Linked DNA regions of Mus musculus: region 2 is linked to region 1. The links are chromatin contacts, found by Hi-C or POLR2A ChIA-PET in ENCODE. All regions are on one chromosome and are shown on one strand. The core of a region is the stretch at or near the end of the contact, and the rest is flanking DNA. Distances in the headings are between cores, read along the strand shown. Region 1 overlaps Hdac4 (histone deacetylase 4). Region 2 holds the start of Hdac4 (histone deacetylase 4).

Region 1 (6,095 bases), core at 2,540-5,039:
GGGCATCGGATGAGAAAGCCCATTCTGTCACAATGAACCCAAATGAAGTTCAAGCAGGAAAACAGACTCACAAGGTACATCATTCCAAACAGGAAGGTTTGTGAAGAAAATTAAGCACAAAATAAAACTGACAATTTGGTTCTTCAAGCATCTGTGGTTAAAGGTAAGAACAGCAGTGTTGAAGCTCATTCAGATAAAAATGGGTAAACCCTGTTCCCTGCAAAGGCTGTTGCGGCTACTACTACTAGCTTGCTGGGCAGGAACCTACCAAGGCCAAGGCATTGTGTGCTACTGTCTCGCCACTAATCAGCCCACCGGTGCCACCGCAGTGCATTCAGCTCCAAGGGCAGATCCACTGGGGACTACAACAAGCTCAGAGAGCAGCTTGAAAGCACCACTCATGGGGTTCACCAGTTCACACTCTACACAACTGCAGACCCACAGAGAGGGAGACATAACACAAGAAGGTATGGATAACAATGTGCTGATAAAGGAACACAGTGGCAGGGACTGGAGTCAAGAAAGGCAAAGCTGTAAGTATGTCCACACACCCTGGCCTATGACAGGAAGAGTAACAGCTGTGCTGATCTGGAAAGGGAGACAACTGTAGCTGATACAGTTTCCCAAGAAAAGTTTCCCTAGGACCTAACCACTCAGAAGACAGCTACATCATCCACAACAGCCACGAAGGCAGATCTCCACCTCACACACTGGCCAAAAAATTAATCTAAAGGTCTAAATACAGAAACTAAAACCATAAAACTCTTACCAGACAGCAGATCTTCATACCTTGGACCTGGCAACAGCTTCTTAGACATGACACCAAAGTCAATTAACAAACAGAAACAAGAACTGAACCTCCTCAAAAGTAGACACTAGAGAACTCAAAAGCAACACTGAGTGGGAGACGCCCGGGCAAGCGGTAGACCAAGCACACCGAGTACTTCTGCAATCCACAGTAAGAAAAAAAAACCCACTCAAGCGGCCAAACCCTAGATAGACATCTCCACAAAGAAGATGCATCAGTGTCTCCCCAGTGAGCACATGGGAGGTGCTTGCTCGGCAGCTCTACTTACTAGCAAATGCAAATGAAAACCATGGTGAAATGACATCTTTAACAAAAGCAAGGTACCAAAAATTAGGAGGTGTTTTAAAAAGTGGACTCACAGAACAATGCTGATAAAAAATTTATAAAAATATTTAAAATGTGAAAACTGTGGTTTCTCAACAATTTCATGTGGCATTCTCATGATCTTCCAGGTCTGCCCCCAAGAATTCGAAGTAGGGACTCAAACAGATACAAGTCCACCAATATTCACAGCACCTAAAACCTAAAATGACCCGAGTCTGCATCAGCAAAATGGGTAAACAAGGTGTAGCTCATACAGAGGGGACATGTATCAGCCTGGGGAAGGAGTGAGACGATTCCTAAAACACTGTGCTGCTCACATAGCCTGGCAGAGGACAAGCACTACAGTCGTACCTACCCGAGGTACCTAGGGCTGTCTGCTGCCACTGGGGCTGGGAAGGGGATGCACAGCTAGTACTGAAAGGCACGATTTCTGTTTGGAAAGGTCAGAGTTTGAAAATGATGCATAACCGTGCAGTCTAGTGTCATCACTCAGATACACTTAAAGATGGTCAGAGCAGGAATGTTTCGCTGCCTGTATTTGCCACAATAAATAATAGACACACAATGAGCCAAGAGACCCACATGCAAGTTGGAAAAGATCAGAATAACACCCAAGTATAAAGGAAAGAGTTAAGTGCTTCACAGCATAGACCAGCCTAGGCCCTGAACTCTATCCTCCTGCCTTTGCCTCTGAATTCAGGGATTACAGGAATGTGTTGCTACACCCAGGCAAAGGCTGTAACTGATATATAAAAGTGTTCAAGACACACTAAATGAAAGACCTCAGGAAGAATGGGGAACCCACCATAGGTGCCATGTGTTGTTAGGAAGAGTAAGGCTAACTGGGAAACTCAGGACCTTTACAAGCTAACAGCTACTGCCTCTGTGGCTTTAGAGGCCCACTTCCATGTTATCCTAAGACTCCATACAGCAAATGGAGTCAGTGGAGCAGTTCCCATGAATACCCTGTCCACAGAGAACATTCTGCTCTCATTCCTAAGAGAAGCACACAGACCCAAGACTTTCCCAGGCTCAAGGAACCACTGAGACCACATCACCTGCAATAGTACCCCCCACCACACACACACACACACACACACACACACATACACACACACACACTTCCAGGAAAAGCCTATGATGACTGATTAACTGCCTATACTAAACATGTTTCAAAACCAGAGACTGTAGAACCCCCAGAAGCCACAGGGACCTGGGGTCTCATAAGCTGAGCCCTGCTTGGCTCTGTTCTCTCAGCTGCACCTGAACATTTGTCCCAGCCATGGGGCCTCACCACACCTGCAGCAGAAGCTGTACATTCCCAGAAAGGCATAAGGCTTAGGGAACAAATGACATTAACAAGCGAGCTTGAGCCTAATAAGCATTCTTCCACTACCTGGGGTCAGGGGGAAAGCGGCCATGCCTAGCATATAGTTCAGATGTTATGGGAAGCGTTGAACTCTAGCTCCACCATGGCAGAGCCCTAGAACCCACCAAGGGACACTATGGCTAAAACAGGTCACTCTGTCTTTAGCATCACATATGTTAGTATTGCTTACACCCTAGATTTACTTTTCATTCATAAATCTTCCTTAAACTGTGGCAAGGATGTAGAGGTGGAAAATTAGAAGAAAATAATGAAAGACCCTGATAACATGTTCTGCACAGGCTACCTGGGCAAGACCTCACTCAACACTACACTTGTAACTCTGCCTCTGGAGCCTCTAAGGAACTCTGTCTCAAACACAGCATGGCCTGACACAACCATAAAATATGGCCAGGGCCCCCAATATCACCCCTTAGTATCTACAACAGCTGGATTACAGAGGCTACAGCCACACATGTTCCCTAAAGATACCCTAGGAAGCCCTAATGTTTGTGTCTCCCACTGACTGCAGGACAGCAGTTACAAGTCGTTTTCCAGGAGTCTGAAGAAGCTCTGGTGAAACTTCACCTGTTCTGGCCTCTTCTGATATTACACGCCAAGACGAAAAGTGTGTCTTAGACAGAGGGGAGGAAGGAGACAAGAGGAGAGACGGCCTCACCTATGGGTGAGAAGGCCTGATGGGGAGTTCACTGAATTCCTCAGACTTCAGAAAGTTCTGTCCAGACAGCAGGAAACATACTCACTCTCTAGACTCCCCTGATGCTAAAACCACAAGGTGAATCTCACACAGGGACCTTTATAAACTCAAACAGAATGCCAACGGAAGGCAGTAACTGTTCCCAAAGAGTAAAATACCCAGTGGATGTGTCTGGAATGTCAGGGGAGAAACAGCACACAGTCCCATAAATAAGTCACATCTGAGCCTAGCATCCTGGCCCACGAGCACGGCATGCAGGGCAGTTAGGCACTCTCTGAGAGGACTTTGAGCAGCAATAGTCCCTGCCTCTCTTTCTGCAGCTGCCTGTCCTGAGGCTTTGAGGGCAAGTAGGCTTGGCAGGATGTCAGGGGTGGTGGAGCTGGGCCTGGTGTTTATGTCTGATCCAGACGACTGAGGGTTCGTGACGATTTACTGACGCAAGAGCTCCCAAGCACTGCATGCCAGAAATTAATCAGGGGAGGAAGAATTCTTTTTAAGAAACCACTTGGCCTGGGCTACAGGCCTGAGGCTGAGTGTGTAAGCGGAGCCACTCCTCCTCTGGGAGCAGCACACCCAAGTCTTCCAAGCAGCTCCAGGCTGGTAAATCAGGCCCAGGCCCAGGCTGGGGAGGTCCTGCCACAATGCCTGGCTCTGCTGTGGCTGGCCACAGTATCCAGTGGCCTGCCCCAGAGCCAATCTTCTCCCAGAGGCCCCCTTCAGATGGCGTCTGCAAGGCCCCACCAGTGTGCACACTCCATGGTTGGGGTGTCTATAGAAATGACTAGATGCCTCTGATCTTGTAATCTATTGCTATTATCCCTTTCTCAAGAACTGGATTTTAAAGTTTGCAAATCAGGAGACAACCTAAAGATGAGAAAGTTGGAATGTGAGAGATGTAGCCTTTGCAGCAGCAGCAGCCTCCTCCCAGGATGGGATGTGTGCACAAGCGAGGCTTTTTCTGCTACCATCCTCTTTGTACACCCCAGGTGCCATGTGACATCAAATGCATGGTCAACTACATACAACCATGTGACATCAAACACATGGCTAGCCATGCAAAGCCACATCACATCACATGTATGCTTAACTATATACAGCCCTGTCATATCAAATACATGGCTAACTATGCATAGCTATGCCACTTCAAATGCATGGTTCAGTATACACAGCGAGTTATATCAAATGCATATCTAACTATTTACAACCAAGTCACATCAAATGCATGGTTAATGATACTCAGCATGTTACATCAAATGCATGGATTACTCCTTACAAAAGATAAATATGCTTCTAGCATTCTATCTCAAAAAAAAAAATTACTCTAGAGAAGCCATTTTGCACTCCATCTCAAGTGTGAGAGCGCCAAACCATCCATCTGCCAGCCTCTGGTTTATTGTAGCCTTTTGGTCCTTGATTACAATCAGTGTATGAGAATAGGGGAGATCCTAGGACCAAGAACTAAGGTCTTTAACACACCCTGGCCCCACAGGACAAAGGACTTGAGTCACACTTCCACTGCCCAACAAGTAGTCTGTGCCTGGCCCCCCACAACCTGATAGCCACCATACCACCTCCTTCCAAACTACCTCTCAAGGAAACTCCTGAAAGGACTCTTCACTCATGCTAAGAGGACTGGATGGGAAGTCGGGCAGGCAAGCATCACATCACTTACAAGGTACAGCAAAAATCACCTCGTAAAAGATCTGAATAAGAGTTATAAGAGTGGCTCACGGCTTCAGATACAACTCAGCCCACTCCATTTCATGGCATCCTATAAAGCATGGAACACAGAGAACAAAGCCGTCTGGACAGTGCAGAACAGGGGCCCTGAAGAGTAGTCAAACAGCATACCTGTGTCATTAGACTGAAAAACAGGATAACTGGCCCTGGTAACTAAGACCTGAACTTCCACTATGGTCTACAGCAACTGGAGTTATACCAAGCCACCCTCTGGTCAAGGATAAAATTTAAACTGTTACAGATATAAGTGTCTGCAGGCTTTGGAACACCAGGATTGTCAAGGCAGTCAGAGCTCTGAGATGCCAATGAGATGGTAGAGAGAAGGGAGGGAGAGGGGGAGAGCACTTGGAGCCATCAGCCTTTCAGGTAGCTGGCTAGCTTGCAAGCCACATGCAAATGATGAGAAGCTCAGCCCTCAAAGAACCTGAAATTGGACTTTACACCCTCGGAAGCAACAGAGGGAGAAAAGACATAACAAAGCAAAGATGGTTATTCTAACACCAAAGTGTAAGGCTCCCAATTTACACCGTTTAAAATACCTCAACACACAAAAAACCAAACCTGACAGACTAAAAGGAGGTGCCTCCAATCCACAGTCACAGCAGGGCTGACACTGGCCAGGCCACAGATCTGAGCACAGGATTATCAAACCTGACTAAACTGTTAGAGAACTGAACTTGGGAAACACTTGAAAGATAGGCCAAAACAAGAGCAAAAAACTAGGAAATACATAACTGTTTCCAAATAACCCATGGAGCAAATGAGATAGTAGCATAAGAAATTTGGTAATACTGTTCACTGAATTACAAAGCAAATGGTATTAAAAAAAAAAAAGCTTACAATCTGCTAAAGCCATGCAACATATGGAAATTCTGAGCCTTGACTACAAAGCAAGAAAATGTGAAAAACTTACTGATCTGAATAGTTATCTCAATCGGTAAACAAACAAACAGACAAACAAACAAAATACCCAGCAGTTGAACTCAAGAACTTGAGCTCAGATCTTTACAAATACTTACCTGAATAGTTATAAGTTCAATGAAAAAAAAGAAATAAGCAATATTGGGAAGGAAGAGGAGAGATACGCAACCTCTCAGTTAATACAAAAATAAGAATGTAGAAGAAACTCTGCAAGTGAA
Region 2 (6,676 bases), core at 2,038-4,537, 50 kb after region 1:
CCATTCCTCTCACATCCCTGCTATCAAGGGTGTGTAGCATCACCTATTTCTTGTAGCTGTGGGAGCAATAGAGGAGACGAAGATGGAAAGTGCTCAAAGAATGGCCCATGGCTCTTACTGGGTGCTCATTTAAACATCTGCTACTGACTTGTGTAATCTCCTGATCCAGGGAAGGAAGACACTCTCATCTACTCAGGACCTTACAGTGTTCTAACCGGGTCCAGTTACATGGAGGGTCTCAGTGGGGTCCATTTGTGTGGACCCCAGTCTGGCCTTTCAGGAAGTACGGAGGCATGTCTGAGAGGCAAGGGCAGCAGCAAAGCCAAGAGCAGCTGCAGATGCCAGACCACATTCCACCCTAAACAAAGCCCATCCTGCTCACTCACATGAGCCCAAGAGCAAACAACTGACCTCCTGACAGCTCAGAGCACTCTGCAGAAATGGACTAGGGTCTGTTCAAATGCAGCAGCACTTCTGATTCTGCCCCCCTCCGTCACCTGCACCTCAAAGGTCAGTGTCACACTTAAGGCCCAGAGTTGGCTGAGCAGCAGGACACTGGATGGTCACTGGAGACCAAGACAAAGCCACTCCAAAAATCTCTTTGGGGCCCCTACCCCAAGACTGGGTTACAACCAATGGGACATGAGCTCAACTCTGGATTCACCCTCTGAAGCCTGCATAGTCACCCCAGGGCCCAGAGACATCAAAAGCCCTGGTCCTGGGACTGAGCCCCCCCACGCCACCCCAATCTTCCCGTGCAGCAGGTGTCTCTCATTTCTGCATCTCCCTGGCTCCCTACATCAGGTATTAATGTATTACTTATGGCAGCTTCAGAGTTCTGAAAAACCAGCCGTTTTCAATAGAAAATGGCATGGACAAGGCTTGACAGGAGTGATGAAATTTTCTTCTGCTCTGGCAATTAGGACGGCACAAAGTCGCCTTTCCTTTGGTGCCACCCCCAACATCAAAGGATTGGAATTCAAAGCCGTTCATGCTGCATTGAAACCTCACAATGAGGCTGGAAAATGGAAGTCGATTACTGGGCAAAAATATGCAGTAGTTAAAAGGAAAGAGTTCTAACGAAATTAAGCTGCAGCAGCCCCACGACGTGTGGAAACTTCCAGCACCAGAGCTCTTCTGGTAAACATCAAGAGGGACATCCTCCTAACACAGGTTTGAAAGCAAAGTCAAGCTAGGAGCCAGGAGCCCCAGGAAGATAGAGTGCTATGTTCTCTTGCCCACCTCACCAGCAGCAGCCCCTAGCTTCTGAGAAGGTGCCATCTGGGGGCTTTATATGTTGCACAGCTCTCTGATGTTGCTAACCACAGACATTCTTGCTAGGGCTGCTTAGGTCACATCTGTCCTTGGTCTCTAGGCTATCCAGGCCCCGTCTGCAGTTCACAGTCATTCTTCTCCCCCACAGGGCTCCCAGATACCCTGTAAGCAGCCTGCAGACCCCTAAAGGGGGCAGTGTTACCTCTGCCTTCTAGCAAACCCAGCCTCTTCTGGGTGATTACTGCTCTTCAGGAAGGCATTTGATCTTTAAAAGAAAAGCCAGAACACAGAAAACCATAGAAGTCTTACAGTGTGTCGGGTGTGTGTTTTTAAAGCATGAAAATACTTCCCTCCCACACAAACGGGGAGTTCTTCTGGGGAAAGATGCCACAGATCCCGAGGAGTGGCAGATCTGGGAAAGCGGATGGGTCTTAAAAATAGACAATTGAACCTAGACTAGAGCTGCAAAGCTACCTGGGGGAAAAAAATGAGAATTTTTAACTAAATCTCACATATTTTTTGATATCCAAAACTCCATCCTGATGAAACTTCTAACTGGGTGGCATTTTGCATTTCCAATTATAATGGAGTAATTGTGTTGCCATAGTGACTGCAAAATTCTGCAATAACTTTTGCTGCCTTGTAACTGCTATAGTGTATATTTGTGTACAAGCAGCTGAGTTTTCTTAATTCAACCTCCTTGCCTCTCCACAAGCACTACACCTACCTACACCACCACCACCACCATCACCTTCTTTCTGGGTGGATTTTGAAACCACTACACTAGCTTTCATCAAGCCGGTCCTGAAATAATGCACGGAATTATCAGAAGCAATTAAAACTCCTGGCAACCTCGATCATATCACGGAGGAAAAACCGAAACCAGGTCAAGGTGCAAGCCGCCAGCATCCCCCTAGCCCCAAAGTGCGACAGGGCCATGGCTGTTTACACGTTAATACTCGCAGGCCTTAAATGCTTAGGTGGTTTGTGGGAACAGACAGAAAAGCCTGAGCAGAGAAAAGCAGGGAGGCAAAGTGACTACACAGGCCTTTCCTTCCTCCCCGGGCAGGCAGAGTGGCTCTCGGAAAGCAATTAGGTAGGTCTCTACAGTAATGCAATTAGGATTTAGTTAAGAAAGTCATTAGTTCTAAAATAACTTAAGTTTAATTTCTGCGACGCTTTATTTGAAAATCGTGTCACAGCAGGTCAATTTACAGCATGCAATAACCAAAACACTGCTATCAGCGGCTGCAAGTTATTAACAAATTCTCGGTGTGCATTAAAGGAGAACACGGGTTCCACACCCGGCCTTTCCGACCGACTCCCGCTGTGTGAGCTACAAGCTGTGCCTTCGGAACCCTCGCTCAGGGTGGACACCGGTCGTCTCCGGGGCTAGCGCAGCTCCTCGCCAGCCCAGCGACGGTCCGGGCCCGGCCGCGGCCCCCGCCCCGCCGCCCGCCGCCGCCGAGGGGCGTTTTCTGCAAACTCACAGGCTGACAAAGTTACATAAACGCCCCGGCCCCCGCCCCCGCGCGCCCACCTGCCCGCCCGCCGGCGCAGGCCGCTCTCCCGCCCGCCAGCCCGCGGCGCAGGGCCCCGAGGCCTCGGCGGGGCCGGGCGTCCACCTGCCGCCAGCAACCGGGCGGCGCGGACAATGACGGCCGGTGGCTTACCGCGGCGGCGGCGGGCCGCGTCTAGCCCTGCTCCGGCGCTCCGAGCCGCATCTCCTCAGCCTGCGCCGCCGCCGGCGGGCGGGCGGGCTCGGGCGGCGACGGCGACAGCAGCCGCGTTGAGCGGGCCGGGCGTGAGGCGGCGCGGCGGCGGCGGCGCGAGCAGGCGCGCGGGCTCGGGCTCGGGCGGCGGCGGGGATGGTGCTCCGCGGCAGCGGCCCCACAACCTCCCCTCCTCATTCACAAAAAATTGACCCACGTTGAACCATGATGCTGCTCCCCCTCGAGCGCAGAGCCGCGCGGGGATAGGCCGCGCCCTACGCCCGTCAGGCGCCCCAGCCCCGCCCCTCCCGTCGGCGGCCCACCAGCCATTGGCTACAACGGCTTTGCGTCACCTCCCCCCGTGGGCGCCGCCCCCTGCCTGGTTTCTAATGAAGAAAGCGTCAATTACGGCTCGGCCCCGCCTCCAAGAATTCAGCCGCCCTTCCATTGGTCCGAGAGTCCTAAGTCCGCCCCACAATAGCCCAACAGCCAGCCCCGCTTCGCGGGCGCTGCGAAGGGGCTCCGCCTTCGTCCGCCCTTCTCAAAAGTTCCAAACCCCATTGGCTCCCAGCATTGTCAATTCTAATGAGCGGGGCGTACCGAAGACTCTCCAGGCGCCCGCTCTGAGAGCTTTTGCTGTTTTAGAAAGAGCAGGGAGCTGGTGCGCGAACTGATTGAAGCCGTGGACAGACCTCCTTGGCAGCCCGCGGCGCTGCCCGGGTCAATACAGTGTGCCTGAGCGCCTGTCTCATGCTCTAAGGGGGCGCGGAAGAGCACAGACTAAGGCGAGGGCCCGGCCGGGCCTGGCGGCAACCTCCATCTTAGGCAAGGCACAGATCACGTGGGCTGCGTGCGGGGGACGCCGAGCCCAGAGGGAGTGCGCAGGCGCGGCGGGCCCCGCCCTGCCCCGGGGCAGGCGCGCCGCTTGGGGGTGCGGCTGTGACTGTGGGGCCTTGCGTGGCCGTGGGAACTGGGGGTTCTGGGACCGCTGCTGTTGCGGAGGTGTATTCTTGGTTCGCCGCCACGGCGTCCCGGTTTGTTGGGACCACCCCTTCTCTGAGGTTCTTCTAGACCTGGGCCAAGCGCCTATAATTGGCGTTCACGAATGTGGATGGGCGTGAAAGGCCATCCTTCTGGCTCCCTTGGGTCCATTTCCTTTCATCAGGAGAGTAGTGCAATTTCTCATCCTGTGTCCATGATATTTCCAGAATCCCACATCCAAAACGAAGACAAGAGCATCTGGTCCACCCTACATGGCCTGACCTAGGATGCTGACCTATTTACTAGGCCTTGCCTGATAGGAGTTGAGTAGAGATTTAATAGCATTTTTGTTCCATGACTGGGGGAAAATTGAAGGTAAAACAATTCGCAAGAAGCAATAGATTCTTTTCATTATCTCAAGGTAATACTGAGTTAGAAAGCTTCATTCACTGGGAGAAATTCATACTCTAGGATAGCTCAGCTGTGAAGCCAAGGGATGAATTGTGGAATAGAAAAGAGCAGAAGAAAATGACCGCACTTAGGAGTGCTAGTGCAGCTGCTTATAGAAAAGTACACTACCAAATTTACATACAAAATAATGCAGGATCTGCAGCCTGCTAACATTTAGATGAAACATGAAGTTCAGAAGTACTTGAAAGGATAAAGACATGCAATAATCACAGATTTGGTGAGTACTGAGTAAAGACAACCCTAAACAAAAGTGCCATGAGAAAGTGCTGGAATATAATCTTAGATGCAGTTACTCTGAAATGATATGGTTCGGTTCCAGGGTCGGGGGAGTATTGCTCTGTGCTGATTAGACCTCACAGAATTGTGATTGGTACATAGAAAAAGCTCTAGCAGCAAACAAAGAGTAGGGGAAGGGCACCCCAGTACCACCAGGGTTTCTATAGGGCTTTACAGAGTCCCATTCTCAGACAGAGGCTTGGTGTTAGAAACCAGGAGATCAGAAATAAAAACAGACCTCTAATACAAAAACACCCAAGAATTAGTAGAAGCCCACCAATTAAAAATTAAACACAAAACCTTAGGAAGAACAACAATATCAACCAGCCAGACCCCACCCCCCAGAGCTTCCAGGAAGTAAGCCACCAACCAAGGAGTACACATGGCTCCAGCTTCATTTGTAGCAGAGGACGGCCTTGTCATGCATCAATGGTCCTATGAAGGCTGGATAGATGCCCCAGTGTAGGAGAATCGAGGGTGGGGAGGTGGGAGTGGATGGGTAGGTGGAGGAACACCCTCATAGAAAAAGGGGGAGGGGGGGTAGGATAGAAAGTTTCTGGGAGGGGGAAAACCAGGAAAGGGGATAATGTTTGAAATATAAAGAAAATATCCAATAAAAAAAGGGGGGGTGGATTTAAACACAAAAACTACTTTCCGACTAAAGATAGAGCACACCTGACTGGCACAAACAAGACTTCGTTTCCTCCCCAATATGGAGAGAGGTCAGGCTCAGCCAAATGGGCACGCCTATAATCCCAGGATCTCAGAACTTGGAAGTAGAACCAGTCTAAGCTGGGTGGTAAGATACATGCTCAAGACTCTGGGTTTGATCACTAGCCACCTAGAAAGGAAAAAACTTACAGACATACTAACAGCAGCAGTGAATGTGCACTGAGTATGTGGGTTAAACACATGACTTTAGAACACATAGCAGAAAATTCCCAGTTGTATCAACCAGAGAATACTGTAAATACCTAAGTATAGCTTCAAAAGCAACTGAGAGTGGCATGATTGAAAAGATGAGCAGGTAAGAACAGTCAAGAAGAAGAATGAAGGTAAAATTGCTCCCAGAAAATGAATAGACTTTGGGGTGGAAATTGATGGACCTGTCTGTCCCATCTGTCACTGGTGAGCAGCCTTCTGAGCCAAGGCCTAGGACGGACCAGTTGTTAGTTATTTGTAATATTAATCCTCTAGAGACTTAAAAAGTAATGAAGATGGCTTTTCAAGTCAGTGGAAAAAGAAGATGGAATGCAAACTGCTAATAATTTGAAAATAATGAATTTCTATCTCATGAAGAAGAGAAATACCTAAGCATTTAAAAAATACTTTAAAAAAAACTGTTAATGGGCATATCTGTCAGGCATATCATTAACAATCATAAAAGAAAGTACTGAACACTTGGCTTCATTGAAAATGGTTAACATAATAAGCAGAGAAATAGACTAACCCTGGTTGTGAAATACCCAAGAATACTACTCAGCATTATAAAAGCAAACCACAGGCAGATGAATGTGAGTAGCTTGGTGATGAAACCAGACAGCAACAGAACCCCCAGGAACCAGGGGGCCAGAAACCAGAAGAGTACTCTACTGGATGGTGGCAAAGGGCGGTGTGGGAAGCAAGGGGTAGAGCTTTACAAAGGGAAAGAAGACAGGCACATGGGGTGTGGAATACGGCTTGCATGAAGATAGCTCCCTTTCAAAGCTCACTGGAGTTAAGAGCTACGCCTTTCTCAGACAGGCTTTACCTGAAAACAGCACTGCAGGAAGTGGCTGCCTCACTTTTGAGGCATCTGGACACAAATGAGCTTTACAACAGGGCAAGGCTTGCATCATCCTTAGAGGCTGGTCTTCACAGGAAGGAGGCTTTCAAAGCCGAGACAAGGACCAGATTCCAAGCCAAACAAGCAGAGGCAAAGACAAGAAAACAAAAGAAGGAACGCCCAATGAACATGACAG

What was found. Hi-C counts contacts between places; a loop is a spot of excess contacts on that map. ChIA-PET counts read pairs that join two places held with the same protein, here RNA polymerase II (POLR2A).
Region 2: a map of heart shows a loop between it and region 1 (2.8-fold over the local background). The contact joins the promoter of Hdac4 here to the enhancer-like site in region 1. A Hi-C loop is called at or near these places in 11 of 37 maps with a recorded cell type or tissue (T-helper 17 cell, adrenal gland, gastrocnemius and 3 more). POLR2A ChIA-PET finds 5 or more read pairs at or near these places in 3 of 5 experiments (Patski and embryonic stem cell).

What each region holds. Positions count from the first base shown.
Region 1 is chr1:92,126,999-92,133,093 of GRCm38, forward strand. All of the region lies in intron 2 of Hdac4 (histone deacetylase 4), which reads right to left. Among named protein-coding and RNA genes, the nearest start is that of Hdac4, 50 kb to the right of the region's middle. Within about 2 kb of position 3,790, at least 2 of the 3 ENCODE cell types and tissues checked have a DNase peak (open chromatin) inside an H3K27ac peak, as active enhancers do; they include gastrocnemius and heart, where a contact is called at or near this core.
Region 2 is chr1:92,177,054-92,183,729 of GRCm38, forward strand. Hdac4 (histone deacetylase 4) reads right to left here and starts at 3,288. Exons shown (of 27, transcript NM_207225.2): 1 at 3,205-3,288.